Regions from separate parts of the Homo sapiens genome. Here regions 1 and 3 are each linked to region 2. The links are chromatin loops, found by intact Hi-C in ENCODE. Cell type or tissue: dorsolateral prefrontal cortex. All regions are shown on one strand.

Region 1 (5,000 bases), 560 kb before region 2:
TTCTTTCCTTCCTTCTTCCCTTCTCTCTTTCTCACCCTCCCTTCTTCTCTCCCTTTTTTCTCTCCTTCCTTCCTTTTGTGCTATGTCTTCTATTTTTCTCCTGAGTCTCTCCTTAATAGCTACAGTATTTTTCTCTGACTCAGCTACACCATTGCCAGAATATTCCAGCTATATTTCTACTTAGTCACAAAATTCTGAATGTTTTATCCTGTTGATAAATTATTTCTATTTTGAATAAAAAATACATCCTAAGGAGAGACTGTGAGCTTTTCAAATGATGTTGCTATTTGAGAAATTAGATGACAGTGTTTTGAATCATATTAACATATTTCACGAGCATTTGTTGGTCACCTTCTATGGGCCAGTGACTAAATTAGATGTGGGGAATAAAAATATGGCTGAGATAAGACTTTTGTTTGGTGGAGACAGAGGAGTAAACAAGCAATTGCTGTGCTGTAAGATAAGGGCTATGAAAGAAGCATGTTCAAGGTGCACAGTAGGGGGCGCCTGGGGGCCTCAGGGAAGACTTCCTAGCTGAATCCTCCACCTCAAATCTTGTTTCTTATAGTATATGCTTCTTCACCTAAACTCAGAATTGGCACGTAGCCTCATGTCTGGTAAAATCTCCCTCTTCTACTTATCCAAGGGTTGTCCCAAGATCCAAAATACTTCTGGTGACTGTTTGTACCTTCTTTGGATTCATAGACTTCTCTGGAGATAAGCCTCCAGAAAGTGGCCTGCCCAAGGACACACAGACAGTAAGTGGTAGAGTCAATGAAGGACTGATTTACTGTCAAAAAACAAATGTGCTAGGTTCCCATTGTGTGCTGAGAACAGGCTCTGGGGATGACAATGGAGAAACTGGAGCGGAGCCCTTCTGAGAAGGACTTCAAGATCCTCAGGAAATAGCCAGACCTGATGGTGTGGGCCTCTAGTCCCAGCTACTCTGGAGGCTGAGGCAGGAGGATCACTTGAACCCAGGATTTGGAGGCTGGGACTATACCACATCACTGCAGTCCAGTCTTGGTGACAGAAACAGACCCTGTCTCAAAAAAATAAAATAAAATAAAAAAATAAAAAAAAATTCAAGAAGTAACAAAGGTCTTTGCACTACTTACCTAGTGCCAATCTGGGTAATTGTGTTTGTTCAGTCTTTGTCTTTCTGCTAGGACTGCCAACAAAAGTATCAACGCTTGCTAAGTGGGCCAATGTTGTGTTCATGTCATTTTCTTAGGTTTAAGCTTGCTCTCTCTGCATTTGTGCCAGGGAAGATTTGCAGCTCCTATCACTTTAAAATGTCCCCTGGAGTTACATTTTGTTAGATCTTGAGCTCCAGCAAGATTCTCTGCCAAACTTAGTACAGTCTTGGGGCCTCTTGAGTTGTGGAAGCCGGAGGTGCGCCATCTGCTTACTTTAAAATCACAGTGAATGCTGTATGGAACTGGTTATTTTCAGTTCCTTTTTTTTTATTTCCGAATTTTATTTAAATTTCAGGGGTACATGTGCAGGATGTGCAGGTTTGTTACATAGGTAAACGAGTGCCATGGTGGTTTGCCACACAGATCATCCCATCACCTAGGTATTAAGCCCAGCATCTATTAGCAATTCTTCCTGATGCTCTCCCTCCTCCCCACCCACCTTCCTACAGGCCCCAGTGTGTGTTGTTCCTCTATTTTCAGTTTCTATATAACTTTCTGTTCCTTAGACATTTGTTTCTTGGAACCTACATCTATAAGAAGCTTAGCTATATTTCATATTGAGTATTTTTCCCATGAGTGGAAATTCTAAATTGAAAAAAAATCAACTAATCCTACACACAATTCTGTAACAGTGTAGTCTAGGTAAAATGCAATACTAGAATGCCATTCAAATTCTTTACCCGAGAATTAGCTGCAATAGCCAGAAACTAATGTGGCTTTTCAAATATTTAGGTTTAGCGTAATTATAAATGTACATAACTAATGATTCATGAACTCTCAAATTATACATCTGCGTTTGATTTTATGTTGAAGTGTTTTTAAATCCTCAGAAAATGATGTTACCAAATGTTTCTGGCTCACTAAATGTTCTATTTAAAAAAATTCTTAATCAAAGGCAAAGACTCATCCGGCACCTTCATATAAAATTTGATGAGTGGGAGATACATTTCTTGTAATGTAAATGTAAATGCATCCGGCTGAAGGAATTCAGAGACAATCTTCTGGAATCTTAAACACAATTAATAACCCACCAAGATGATGATCACTGGTGTTTTATATTCCTTCTGAGAAAGGCTATAAGACAAAGCATGGATTGACTGAAGATGGAAATACATGTGACAAAGTCACAGTGTGAATGGACAGGTTAGGTCCCCCATCCCATCATCGTCACTGTCTTACCTGACTGCTTACTGCTTATCATCCTGACGGTGCAGGATTCTTCCTTGGCCAGAGAGGATTTTGCTGGAGTCAGAAATTCAACCAACCGTATTGCCACTGGGTGGCACAATTGGAAGTCTCTAAAGAGGTCTGGGCTTTAAAAGGGCCTCTCCCTCTGTCCGAAGGACTGGGATTTATAAATACTAAAGCTGCCGGCCATTGTGATTGCTTTTACTTTGGGACTGTTTATAAAAGTGAGGGAGTCTGTGGCCTTTCAAAGAGTGTGGATTTCACATTGGAAGCCTCTGTGTTGTTATTCTATAGGAAATTAACTGGAGTATTTTTTAAGTTTGTCTTATTTTTGATCTGATGAATCCAAGGAGTGGAGCAAGAGGCAGATTTTGGACACGGTTATGAGAATGACAGAAACTGCCTAAAGCATTTATGCTCTGGCATTCGTCCCTGTTTCTGGAGGTCCAGTAAGGTAGGCAACAGCCATGTGTAGCTATTTAAATTAAAATTAATTAAGATTGAATAAATTAAAAATTCAGACCCTCAGTCATACTAGCCACATTTCAGTTGCTCAACATGTGGCTACTAGCTACCATATTGTACAATACAGATATGGAACATTTCCCTCATTGCAGAAAGCTCTAGGCAAGGCTACTGATATTCTTTTGTTATTGTCCTCAAAAGAATAGACAAATACTGGATGTTTTTTGCTCATGCTACCTGAAAACCTTAGGAAGTGTTATTCACTAGCATTGATTGTGCAATGTGACCCAACAAACATTTATTTAACATTTACCCTATGTTAGATAGATATATTTTGCAATGCTGCAATGTTGTGTTACCAAAGTTTAGGAGCCAGGGCAAACTAATATACACATTGGATAATGTGTTTGATGGACATCAACATGGTCTTGAAATTGAATCTACATGTTGCGTATTGTAAGAATCAATCTATACCACTAAGATTTTGATAATTAAATGTAATTATTCAGTCAGTCCTAATTTCTCCGGATCCATTTTTGTGTAATGTGTTGCCCTTTTCATCCTGTTTTCCGTTTTGTTATTTATACTGCTTTTTAGCTTTATTTATTTATTTATTTATTTATTTATTTATTTATTTATTTATTTATTACTACCTTAGGTGTTTCATTTCACTCATACAGGGAGGGATGCTCACCTTGTCAAACTGTGACCCTCCATTACCCGTGCAAGGATTGCTTGAACTAGGCTTCTCACCTTCCTCATATGGTGCTAGTTCTCAAGTTTTGGCTCCCATTGAGAATATCACATTTACACACTGACTGAATGGGCTGTGAGAAGATAATTTGCTTGTCTAATATTTGTGTCAACATTCAGGAGTTTTGATTACATTTATATGCCGTCAAGGCAGCTTGGTGAAAAATGAAAATTTCAGGCAATTTTGTCCTTTTCTCAACAGAGCGTATGTCCATCTCCAGGTGGCTGGTGTTGGGTGGACAATAAACAGATTCAATTCTACAGTTATTGAACATGTCTATGTGCCATGCCCCTGTGCGTAGTACCTGTGGGGACAAAGGTGCATTCAAAACAGCCCATGCTTTTGAGGAGTTTTCATACTAGCAGTAAAAAAAATACACATTTAAACAAAAATCCCAGTGAACATTTCCTGTTGCCAAAACGTTTTGAAACCATGGATAGTCTGTGCCGAAACTGGTTGAGCATTAGTGTGTGTGATTTAATGTGATGAAACACATTTCACACGGAGTTAGGGAACTAATATGATTTTTTTATAGACTCATCTTTCTGTAGGACAGTGGTTATCAAACTTGGCTGCACATTAAACTCTCACGAAGGGCATTTTTTTAAAAATACTACTCTTCAGGGCCAACTCCTGAATAGTGGTTGTCAAAGTATGGTCCACAGACACACAAAACCTTGGAACTTGTCATAAATGCAGATTCTCAGGCCCTGGTCCAGACCCCTGACTCAGAGACTGGGTTTGGGGTCCACCAATCTGTGTGTTAACAACTCCTTCAGTGATTCAGATATTTAGAAATTTAAGAACCACTGCTCTAGAGACTGTGATTTAATTGGTTCACAGTAGGATCTACATTTTGATCTTTTTAAAGGCTCTTTTTAAAGGTGACTCTAATATGTAGACAGATTTGAGAACCACCGCTCTAACAGAAAAGTTGCTCAAGCTTACTTTTTGATTAGGAACTGTTCAGGTTGGTGTGACGTCAGAGAACCAGTTATTTCAGCTGTCCTTGGATTGTGGTCAACCTGTCTGGCAGGGATTTTCATGCGTTTCAAGTACATGAGGGGAAGAATCCACTCACTCTAGACTAGTGTGTGTGGGAGCAAACTTTAGTGTTGACCAAAACCCATTGGGAAATAATTCCTAAACTGAGGTAGACGAGTGCTACTCAAACACAAATGTTCATACAGATCACCTGGGGATCTTGTTATTATACATGCAGAGTCTGCCAAGGTAGGCCTGGGCTTGGCCCGAAAGTCTGAAAGTCTGCAATTCTAACAAACTCTGAGGTGCTGATGTTGTAAGCTCTGGAACTTTGAGCAGTGAGTTAGAAATTATGACTCAGGTCCAACCCCGGATATACTGAATAAGGATCTGCATTTTAATAAGATCCT
Region 2 (5,000 bases):
AGCACAAACTTTCTTCTGCCTGCAACATTTCAGTAGGGTAAAACATCCTTTCTTTGTATTTGAATTCACTTTTTTGATGCAAGAAGAAAGGGAAAGATCTTGATGCAGGAAAATGGCATTGGCTCACAGATGCTATCTGCCATGCTTTTGTGCAGCTTACTTTATAACATACATGGGGCAGGATTTCTAGACTCTACCTTTCCTCACCTAATAATTCACCCTTTCAGTCCCTGTGCACATATTTATCAAGGTTGGGAACTTTTTTTCCGATTATTTAAAAGTCGTCATTGCAGTTACTTCCTCTGAAACAGACCACCTCTTTCATTAGGAATATTTATGGGAAATAATATATTTGTACAGTTGAAAGTATCACCTGTTTTGCTAAGTCAGTTCTTGTCTGAACTCAAATATGCTGTTAGAGGGTTTACTCAACAACACTCACTAATGGAAAGCACTAATCAAAACTTTTCTACAGCAGTAAATTTTTATATTCTTTAACCACTGGATTCCAATTAAATGTATTCAATATAGCAAGCTTTGATTAAACAAATTTTTAAAAAGAGATTATGTATACAGCCCTGTGGAAAACAAGGCAGGTTAGGTATGCAGGCACTTGTATATTCTTAATAGAAGTCTTTACCTGAAGGTAAAACCCAATAAAGTGTACCCTATAATGTGCTAGAGACCCTATGTTGATTTACCTGTGTTACATCGTCAGCAGAAATCAACTTTACCAGGTACACACCATGCTTATATATTTAATGCATATAAAAATGCATATAAAAGATCCTTTTTTCTTTATATAAAGAATTACTGAATTTCATTAGGCCACATTTTTCTCTAAAAAAGTTCTTTGTTAACCATGGGATAACTGATTGCAAATAAAGGAAGTTACGGCACTGTGCCGATGTTTATAAAGGGAGGGAAAATCCTTAATGTGAGCCTACAATTTCGATGAAAAAGAAAAACCATCATAAATACAAGAGCTGGCCTTACTCTAACATACATTAGCAAGATCTTTCAAAGGATCTCCCTGCTTTCACTGACATATAAGTATTTTCCTAAATGACTCAAAAAAAAGACGTTAGGATACTTAATTGAAGTCTATAAGGAGAGGTCTGGGAATAGGAGGATGAAAATCATTTGGTTTTTGTTTTGAAAAAACAAAAAAAAAATCCATTTTTCCTCATCTGAGGATATTTAAACACAACATCTCTATACATTTTCCATAAAAATATCACAGACCTTTCATATGTCAGATTCCCCTCCCCCACTATAAGTTTCAGGATTAGTTGCAGCCTTAGAAAAATATTTAATTCTCTTTGCTCTGTGACTTGGCTTAATGAATCTAGGTTGAGTTTCTTTAGGAAATATAAGAAGCCTCTTGACAACTGAGAAGCCTCCCAGACACTCATTTCTGTCAGAGTTTTCCAAAACCACACGAATAAGCTGTGGCCAGGGAGGTGCCTACATCCGACAAGAAAAGAAGAACACGGGCTTCCTTCCCTGACCTCTGCTATGTTTGAGTGAGAAATGTGTTTATTGCTCAGTCTCACTGAGTGTTTAACTGTTCCAGTTGTGCAAATTATGAGCACTTTCAGTGAAAATTATGAGCGCAGAAGCCTTTCTTTATTATTTCCAACTGTCTGATCTGTTTTGTCCTTGTTCACCACCACCTTTGAGAATTGCAAAAAAAAAAAAAAAAACTATGCCAGTTATTTTTGTAATACTACCATTGCATTAAAACCTTTAACCATAAAGTCCTCTAGTGATTTTTCTTTCCCTCAAAATTTGTATTGCTTTTAAAAAGCATTGCATTAAGATTCTGAACGTTTAACGGAGAGAAGGGTGACATTAGTACACATCCTTTTTAAACTCCTGATTGAAACAAAACAAAAACTACGCAAAAGACCTGCTTCTTTGCCTTGGGCCCTGACTTTTTAGGGGGCAGGGTCTTCTGCGAGGGGCGGTTAAGTGGCAGGGAAGCGCAGATCCCGCTGCACGCCGCAGCAGCCCGGGTGTGGAGCGCGCAGAGGGGGCACCTCGGCTGAGTTTCGGGCACGCTGCGCACCCACGGGAGGATTTCAGGGAGGCGGTGGCCAAGTCGGGGAGCGCATGCCGGGGCCGTACTCCCTCCTGGGACAGCGAGCCTTCCGAAAGTCCGAGCCCCAAGAAAAGTTGACCCTGGGTCTGAGAGTAAGAGGGAGGAGCCGAGAGCATGGACTAGAGAGGCACGGAGCCTCCCGGGCCCTGAGGCTGCCGCCTCCCTCCGCAGCAGCCACCTCCTCCCGCCCTTTACAAAGACAAGCTCCTTGCTCCCAGGAGTCGGCCTGCCCATCCCTGAAATGTGCACGTGAAGGAGGTAGCCTTGGTAGCCAGGGAAGGTGCGGTGCCCGTGCCGGGGCCGCGGGGCGTGCGGGAGTCCTGGGCGTCGCCGCACCTGCCGGTCTCCTCTGGGAGTCCTGGGCCGAATCCTCAGTTCGGGCGCCCTCTGGCGCCGCCGTGGGGAAATCATCCGGCGCCAGGCGCCATGCCGCACAACACTGTGGAGCAGCCCTGCCGGCGGGGTGGGTGCCTCCTATCTAAGGCACTGGACCAGGGGCTCTGCCAGCAAACATGGTTCTTCCATCAGCGTGTCGGGGTTGCAGAACCTCAGGGCATGGTTTCCCTCGGCAAGGTGTTAGACGCCAATTATCTTCCCCCGACAGACTTCTGTGAGACTTCAAAGGGAAGAGAAAGGAGGATCCCAAGACTTCCAACTCCCTCTTCCTCCCTCCCTACACACGCGCGCACGCGTAAACACACCCACATGCACACAAACACACACACCCTATTCTTTACCTATCCACAGGATCTCTAACATTATTCTTAACCCCATGTGATGGCTTTTTTGATATGTCAACTTGACTAAGCTAAAGTTCCCATTGATTCACCAGACACTAATCTAGCTGTTACTGTGAAAGGGTTTGATGATGTCATTCAAGTCATTAATCAGTTCACTTTTAAGTAAGGGAGGTTATACTGGATAACTTGGGTGGGCCTGGCCTAATCAGTCGGAAGCCCTCAAAGCACAGCCAAGACTCCCCAGAGAGAGACAGAGACCGAGACAGAGAGGAGGTCACATCCATGAACAACAGCGCAGCCATGCCCAGAGCTCCATTCTGCTTTTTAGCTTCCCCTCCTGACTCCCTGTCCTGTGGACTTTGGATGTGCTTAGGCAGCTCCCACAACACCATAAGCCAATTTTTTTTTTTTTTTTTTTTTTTTTTTTTTTTTGAGATGGAGTCTTGCTCTGTCACCCAGGCTGGAGTGCAATGGCACGATCTTGGCTCACTGCAAGCTCCGCCTCCCAGGTTCACGCCATTCTCCTGCCTCAGCCTCCCGAGTAGCTGGGACTACAGGCGCCTGCCACCACGCCCGGCTATTTTTTTTGTATTTTTAGTAGAGACGGGGTTTCACCGTGTTAGCCAGGATGGTCTCGATCTCCTGACCTCATGATCCACCCCCCTCGGCCTCCCAAAGTGCTGGCATTACAGGCGTGAGCCACCGCGCCCGGCCAGCATAAGCCAATTCCTAGTAAGACATCTCTGAATGGATATATTGGTTCTGTGTCTGAGGTTGAACACTAGCTGGTACAACCCACACAATCCAAATCAGAAAAAGTATGAAGGAAATTCAGAGTGCCAGAAGATGCCACCTCATCCCTCCTATCTGTCAGTCAGTATTCTCTGAATGTCTAGCAGTGGCAGGCACAAGACACTGTACTCTGGAGATACCTCCAAGGACAGAGCACACTGGGTTTCTTCTTCGATTTGGGCTTCAGTGCCTGCTGCTAAGTTAGATGGGTGAATAAGAGAGGCAGTGGCTATAAAGGTTAGTGAAGCTCTCTCTCTCTCTCTCTCTCCCTCTGACACACACACACACCCCTCCATGTGACAACTTTGGAGTTTTTAAACCTAGACCAGAAACCAGCTTTAATTAATGGTTTGTTGTGGGTACTTGTGGCATGCTTGGAGCTACACAAAAATACAGTAGGAGGAGGACGCCTGTGAGGAGAAGCAGACAGCAGTCTTTGCCTTGCGGGCCCTCTATCTATCACCACTAAAGGTAAAATGCTGTTTATCCATTGCCAAACCTCCTGAGTCATCCACCCCCACAGTGCATTTTCTTTGCACTTACTGTTTCTATGCATGGCAAAGGGGTGACACACTGATAATGGATCAGAGCAGTAAAATGTTGGCAAAGACTCAACAGGCTGGGAAGAGGAAGCCTCCTCTCTAGATTGATCCAGGGCTACTGGTCCTAGACCAAATTGGAATGTCCAATAAAGACCGCATTCCTTCTCTAACATCTACCCCTTCCCTGAGCATCAAGGCCTGTTCCAGGATGGCAGTAACCCTGTGTAATTCAATCCAACAAATGTTTAATGAACACCTACCATGCTACAAGTCCACCCTCTACAATCTGGTGTCCTGAAATGGCTTTTGTAATTATCATTGGCCTGCAAATGGCTTGCTATATTAAGTGGATAACTTTCATGGATATTCTGTTGGCTTCTCCATGAATTTTTACCTCTTGGGCTATTTTCTCCTGGAGATTCACACCGTCCCTTGGGCTCAGTCACAACTCTGTCTGGATTTTATCTCCTGTTTGTCTTGTTTGTTTCTTTTCAGCCCTCTTTAGAAGGATTTCCTTCTCACCCCCACTCCTCCAGATTTTAAAGTAGGTGTGTTCAAGGCTCTGTATTGGCCACCTTCCTGACCCTATTCCTATCTATTCTCCCTCCTCGAGAGATGAACAGACCTCTGCTGACCTCCAAGTCCTTATCTCTAGCGTGGACCTCTCTCCTGAATCCATTATTCTCTCTGTGTGGACACTTGGGCATACCATAAGAACCACGAATGTAACACTTTGTTAAGGAACCTCATCGTCTTCTTTCTCTTGCCTCTAACCTCTTAATCATCTGGAAAACACGAGCTGAATTAACAATGCCAGAAACT
Region 3 (5,000 bases), 150 kb before region 2:
AGGCGGGTAGATCACCTGAGGTCCGGAGTTCGAGACCAGCTCGGCCAACATGGCGAAACCCCATCTCTACTAAAAATACAAAAAATTAGATGGGCATGGTGATGGTTGCCTGTAATCCCAGGCACTCAGGAGGCTGAGGCAGGAGAATTGCTTGAACCTGGGGGAAAGAGGTTGCAGTGAGCTGAGATCGTGCCATTGCACTCCAGCCTGGGCAACAAGAGTAAAACTCCATCTCAAAAAAAAAAAAATCTTTCTAGCACTTTTGCCCTTTAGGATGTAGGTATCTGTGGGTGTTTGTATGTAGCAGGTGTATTTATGTACATAGATTGGACACAGTGTCAATCTCAGAACCTAATAATGGAATCAATTTTGTCTACAGGGAAGCCATACTCAGTGGTTTCTTTGCTTGTGTGTCCAGTCCATGAGTAGCTTGGAAAATAGCAAAGCCAGGTTGAAAAGCCATTTGAGATCCTTGAATGCAAAGTGTAAAGTACATGCCAAGTATCATTATTATGAGCTTTATTGCTACTATTTTACTAAGTGTTTCAGATTAATATCAATTCTGCTTCATGATAAGTGCTCTTGCAAAGTGGGAGAACTTGCAAGGTAGCTCAGGGAAGGTTGCACAAGAGAGAGCACACAGTTTCCTAGAAACTTCACCCTTCCCCCATACCCCCTGTTCAAGCCAGTGGTAGCTTGACTGTCCCTAGAAATCAGGATAGTGTTTCAAGTTATCATAGCCCTTAAAAAGATGACTGTCATGGATGTGACATAGGGGTATAGCTGCCAGGAAATAAGAGATAGTGGACCATGAGGTAACGTTGTTAAGTCTGTTAAGAAACCTCTGTGGGGCTCCTATTGTGTGCCAAGCTCAGTGCTCTCAAATATTCTCCCTTCAGCCTAGAAGAGAGACTGGTACCTGCTGTAAGGGGTCTGGCATGGAGAGAAAGCCGGCTTCCCTGAGAAGAGGATGGGGGATAACTGGGGACTCACAGTAATGGAGGAGACACCCATACCCCTCGGAGAGGCTGGGTGTTTCTGGGTCTTTTCCCCAAATGCTTCACCCCCAAATTTAGAACAATATAGCTTTACTTTGTGTTTTAAAATGACAGTTGTATTAACTGTATTTTCTACAGCAGATCACTCATCTCTTAAATAGATTATGCATTGATCGTCTTCAAAGGGCTAAGCACACTCAAAATATTCTCTAAAGTCATTCTCATGCCATACCTGTGACATGGATATTACAGCCACGTAGTTTTTGCCAATGAGAAAACAGAGGAGTTAGATGCCTTGCTAAGATCACACACTCCTGGTCGGTGGCAGAGCCAGGAGGCGGCCAAAAGCCTATGCCTGTCAGCCCCACAAGGCTACCTTATTGGATTTCCTGGTTAAGGATGGGAGTCAGCGTTATCTCTATCATTTCTGTCAGCCACTATGTCTGGAATAAGTGACAATAATAGACCTAATTTAGGACTCCGAGAGGTTTGCCAGTTCTTCCTCCTTCTCCCTAGAAAGCAAGTCAGACAGGGACAAGTCTATTTTTTAAGAGCCCAAGAAGAGGAAATTTCAAAATCTCTATTAGCCATTTAATTGTTTTACACTATTTGTTCTTGGGAGATATTCTTTTCTAAGTTAAATCCACATGCTGCTGATGTACTGTTACTATTCTGCTTCAGTTGTGTTTGAAAGTAACTGGTGACCATTCTCAGATTATAGTAATTTGCAACTTTGAAGATCATCATCATTATCTGCCAGCCTTCTCTAATGTCTCCCCCATGGGCTAAAGAAGTCTTATTTCCTTTACTTTTCCCATTAAGTCTTCCCTTCCGGCTTTTTAGTATTTTCTCATGCTTCTCTGGAACCTTCTCCAAATTCTCCACACCTCCCCCTTCTCCCCATGATGCCTGACAAGGATCCCTTTGGGAATCCTCACTCTGATCCCAGGGTTTTTGGTGATTTGATCACAGCGGTGATTGAGATAGAGCCTGAAGCTCTCTGTTAGGATATAACCCAGTGAAGAGTTTGCTCAGCCTTGTTAGGCAATGCCCCTTTCCTTGTTCATGTTTCCTTGGAGAATAAGTGATCCTCTCAGCACGCTATCACTTTATCATTAAGAATAGAACTTGAGAAATCAGGCTTTTAGCAGCCCAAGGTTGCATAGTCCATGCATGTAGTCACAGCTGCTGAAAACCACTCCCTCTGGGCCACCGACACATCCCTCCCCTGCCAATGTATCGTGGAGCTAATAAATTCTAGCGCTGCCTTTTAAAGAGCTGAAATAATCCCAGCGAGTGGCTGGGTGGAGGGTGTCATAAATTTGGTCTCCCAGGAGAGATATTTGAAAACTGCCGAAGAGACCCTGCCTTGAGATTCGAGAAAAGGTGAAATAAGAGCATGAGTGAGGGCAGCAGTGAATCGAAGAGCCTTGCAGGAGGCACGGGATAAGCAGAGGCTGCCGGGAAGATCCAATAGATCTTTTATAAGAGTTCTGTTTTCATGGAAGTCTCTTGCTGCTGGAGCTATTGCCATTCAGCTGCAAAATTCCGTCATCTATTTGGAATATAGATATTGGAAGATTGTGCTAGGTGTGGATTCCACCACAGATTATTCGTTAAAATACACTAACTGACAAGCTCAAACCTAAACAGAATTGCTGACTTGGAGCTCAGAATGGGGGTGGGGCTCTCCGTGTGACTGTGAGCTCAGGGAGCTCTCTGCCTCTGCAGAATACCCAGGCAAGTGCGCCAGTGAATGTTTTCATGAATTATTCATTTATGGTGAATGAATGCAAGCAGCAATCACATGTAAATGACAAGACTCATAATCAGAGGGCTACTTATTTGTCCTTGTGAGGCAAGGAGGAATCTTTTTAACAACTCACAACGGAAAGAAATTTAACTGAGAGATGTCTTTCTGAGGATATTTTTTCCCAGCTAGTCAGATGTACAGCACTTATTTGAGTTGCGTTCAAAATCATCTTTTATTTCATCTTTTGGTCTGCATTTACTTGCCTTTTCTAAGTGTAACTTTATGAATAATTGATGGAACTGGGAAGTTATTGGCTGATTGAAAAGCCATCTCTTCATGTCTGTAAGTCTGACCTATGGGTAAAGCCAACTGTTCAGGCTTTTAGGGTCTTTAATGAAAGGTCTTTATAAAAAGCCTTTCACTCTTTATAAGGAAAAAAAAATCAGATTTTGAAAATGGATTTTTTTTCTGACAATAGTACATTAGAAACCAATCCAGCCAGGTTTTTGGTTAATAAATGAATCAAGCTGACTGCATGACTAATTCAGATTAATGGTGCAGAAATCAGTCACTAAAGAAGCCAAAAAAAGTTTGCTTTAATAGTCTTAACAGAATGATCATAAATTCGGATCTCCCCTCCTATTACTGCTCTCTGTGTTTAAAACGCTTGAAAGCCCTAGTAAACATCTCCTCCGCCTAAGTAGATGCAGTGTATATGCTATAAAACAAGGCAAAGTCTCCAGCAGGATGCAGATCTGTTAGCTGTATTATGTTTTATTACTACCATTGGCTTACTTGAAGCCAGGCTTTTATTAAAAAAAAAAAAAGAAGAAGAAGTTATCGTTTGCAAAATAACAGATACTACATCCATAAAATAAAGGCATCAGTAGTACCAAATTCATAAAAAGGAGGCCCAAATTTACCTCGTGTGGTAAACTTCATTTCCAACACCCTGGTGATAATGATCCAAAAGTGCCCTTGTCAATATCGATAAGTCCGTGCGAAGCAGAAATGAGATGTTTAGTTGACCACAGTGTGGGTGTAACTGGTGCCTCCTTGCGCACAGCTTTGAGCATTCTAAAGTACGACCTTATTGCAGGGCAGGCATCCAATTTTTAAAACATAGTGTAGATTGGAGACAGATGAGTGTTCCTGAATTATCCTTGGCCTTTTCTTATGAAATGCCTAAAATATAATTTCAAGTGGAAATTGATTTAATTGATGTGAAAACAAGTGGGTCTAGAACTCATCTAAAAGCTTGAGTTTAAGGGGTGTTGATAAAAACTACACATTACCTTTTATGCTTTTCAAGAACAGAAATGAGTTGTATTAAGCTGTTAATGTAAAATGGAGTTCCATTTATGACTTGTAAATCAATTAATTTATTCTCATTAGTAAGTGAAGATATCTATTGAACGTGATTCCTGGAATGTCCATTGTTAGAGTGATTCTTGATATTTATGTTTTCATTAATAAAAGACATATTTATTAAGCACCTACTAGGTACCATGTACTCTCTTAAGTTTCAGAAATATCTGCTACAGTAAACAGGTAGACATAATATCAGACTCATGAAGTTTATTGTCTAGCTGGGAGAAGAGACATTTTTAAAAATTACTCAAAATTAATGAATTGCTAGATGCTATGGTGAGTGCCTGTAGTCCCAGCTACTTAGGAGGCTGAGGCAGGAGGACTTCTTGCTCCCAGGAGTTTTAAGCCCACCTGGGCACCATAGCAAGACCCCATCTCTAAAAATTAAACATAAATCATTGATGAATTAAATCAGGAAGCTGAAATGGTCCCTTCTAAGAGCCTACAGAACACATTTAATTTATCATTATATATACACCAATTGGAAATTTGTAAATAAATTATTATTTAAATGATCTAACTGGCCAAACCAGTTTTCCTTTCTAAAATGAGAGCGTGCACCAAGCCTGACACATATTTGTTGTTTAATTGATCTTTGATGAGTGATTGATTCATTGATTGAATAGCGATAAATGTTCCTAGAGAAATGTACAGGGTATACTGAGAGCACTCGAGAAAGGGCTCCAGTCTGATGTGGTTGCCCAGAGAAGGTGGTGAAGATTACATATGTCAGGTTTTGTGGCAGGAAGACAGATGGCGCTTCCATGAAGGTGAAAGGAAATCACTATGGCAGGTATACCAGGCCCAGAGCAATGAGCGAGAGAGGTGGTCAGAGGCCAGATGGTGCAAGGTCTTGGAGCTTTGTCATGTTGTGTCAC

What was found. Hi-C counts contacts between places; a loop is a spot of excess contacts. Peaks named below come from ENCODE experiments on the same cell type or tissue, not always from the same donor. Only the 100,000 strongest peaks of a DNase experiment are listed, where the experiment ranks them.
Region 1: it touches region 2 in a loop (5-fold over the local background); 61 of 110 quality-filtered maps call a loop at or near these places.
Region 3: a loop joins it to region 2, with 4 times the contacts of the local background. A loop is called at or near these places in 5 of 110 quality-filtered maps.

Annotation. Positions count from the first base shown.
Region 1 is chr7:28,296,601-28,301,600 of GRCh38, forward strand. It overlaps a transcript of CREB5 not described here. Among named protein-coding and RNA genes, the nearest start is that of CREB5, 110 kb to the right of the region's middle. In dorsolateral prefrontal cortex, CTCF peaks have their summits at 507 (motif pointing right), 707 and 2,470 (motif pointing right); DNase peaks (open chromatin) are centred at 1,388 and 2,461; H3K27ac peaks cover 1,910 bases.
Region 2 is chr7:28,851,877-28,856,876 of GRCh38, forward strand. No RefSeq gene overlaps it. Among named protein-coding and RNA genes, the nearest start is that of TRIL, 100 kb to the right of the region's middle. RefSeq lists a silencer at 2,238-2,437. In dorsolateral prefrontal cortex, CTCF peaks have their summits at 2,476 (motif pointing left) and 2,676; DNase peaks (open chromatin) are centred at 2,195 and 2,505; H3K4me3 peaks cover 1,567 bases; H3K27me3 peaks cover 1,280 bases.
Region 3 is chr7:28,706,122-28,711,121 of GRCh38, forward strand. All of the region lies in intron 5 of CREB5 (cAMP responsive element binding protein 5), which reads left to right. Among named protein-coding and RNA genes, the nearest start is that of TRIL, 250 kb to the right of the region's middle. In dorsolateral prefrontal cortex, no CTCF peak of the experiment used is centred here; a DNase peak (open chromatin) is centred at 2,700; H3K4me3 peaks cover 1,624 bases; H3K27ac peaks cover 4,163 bases.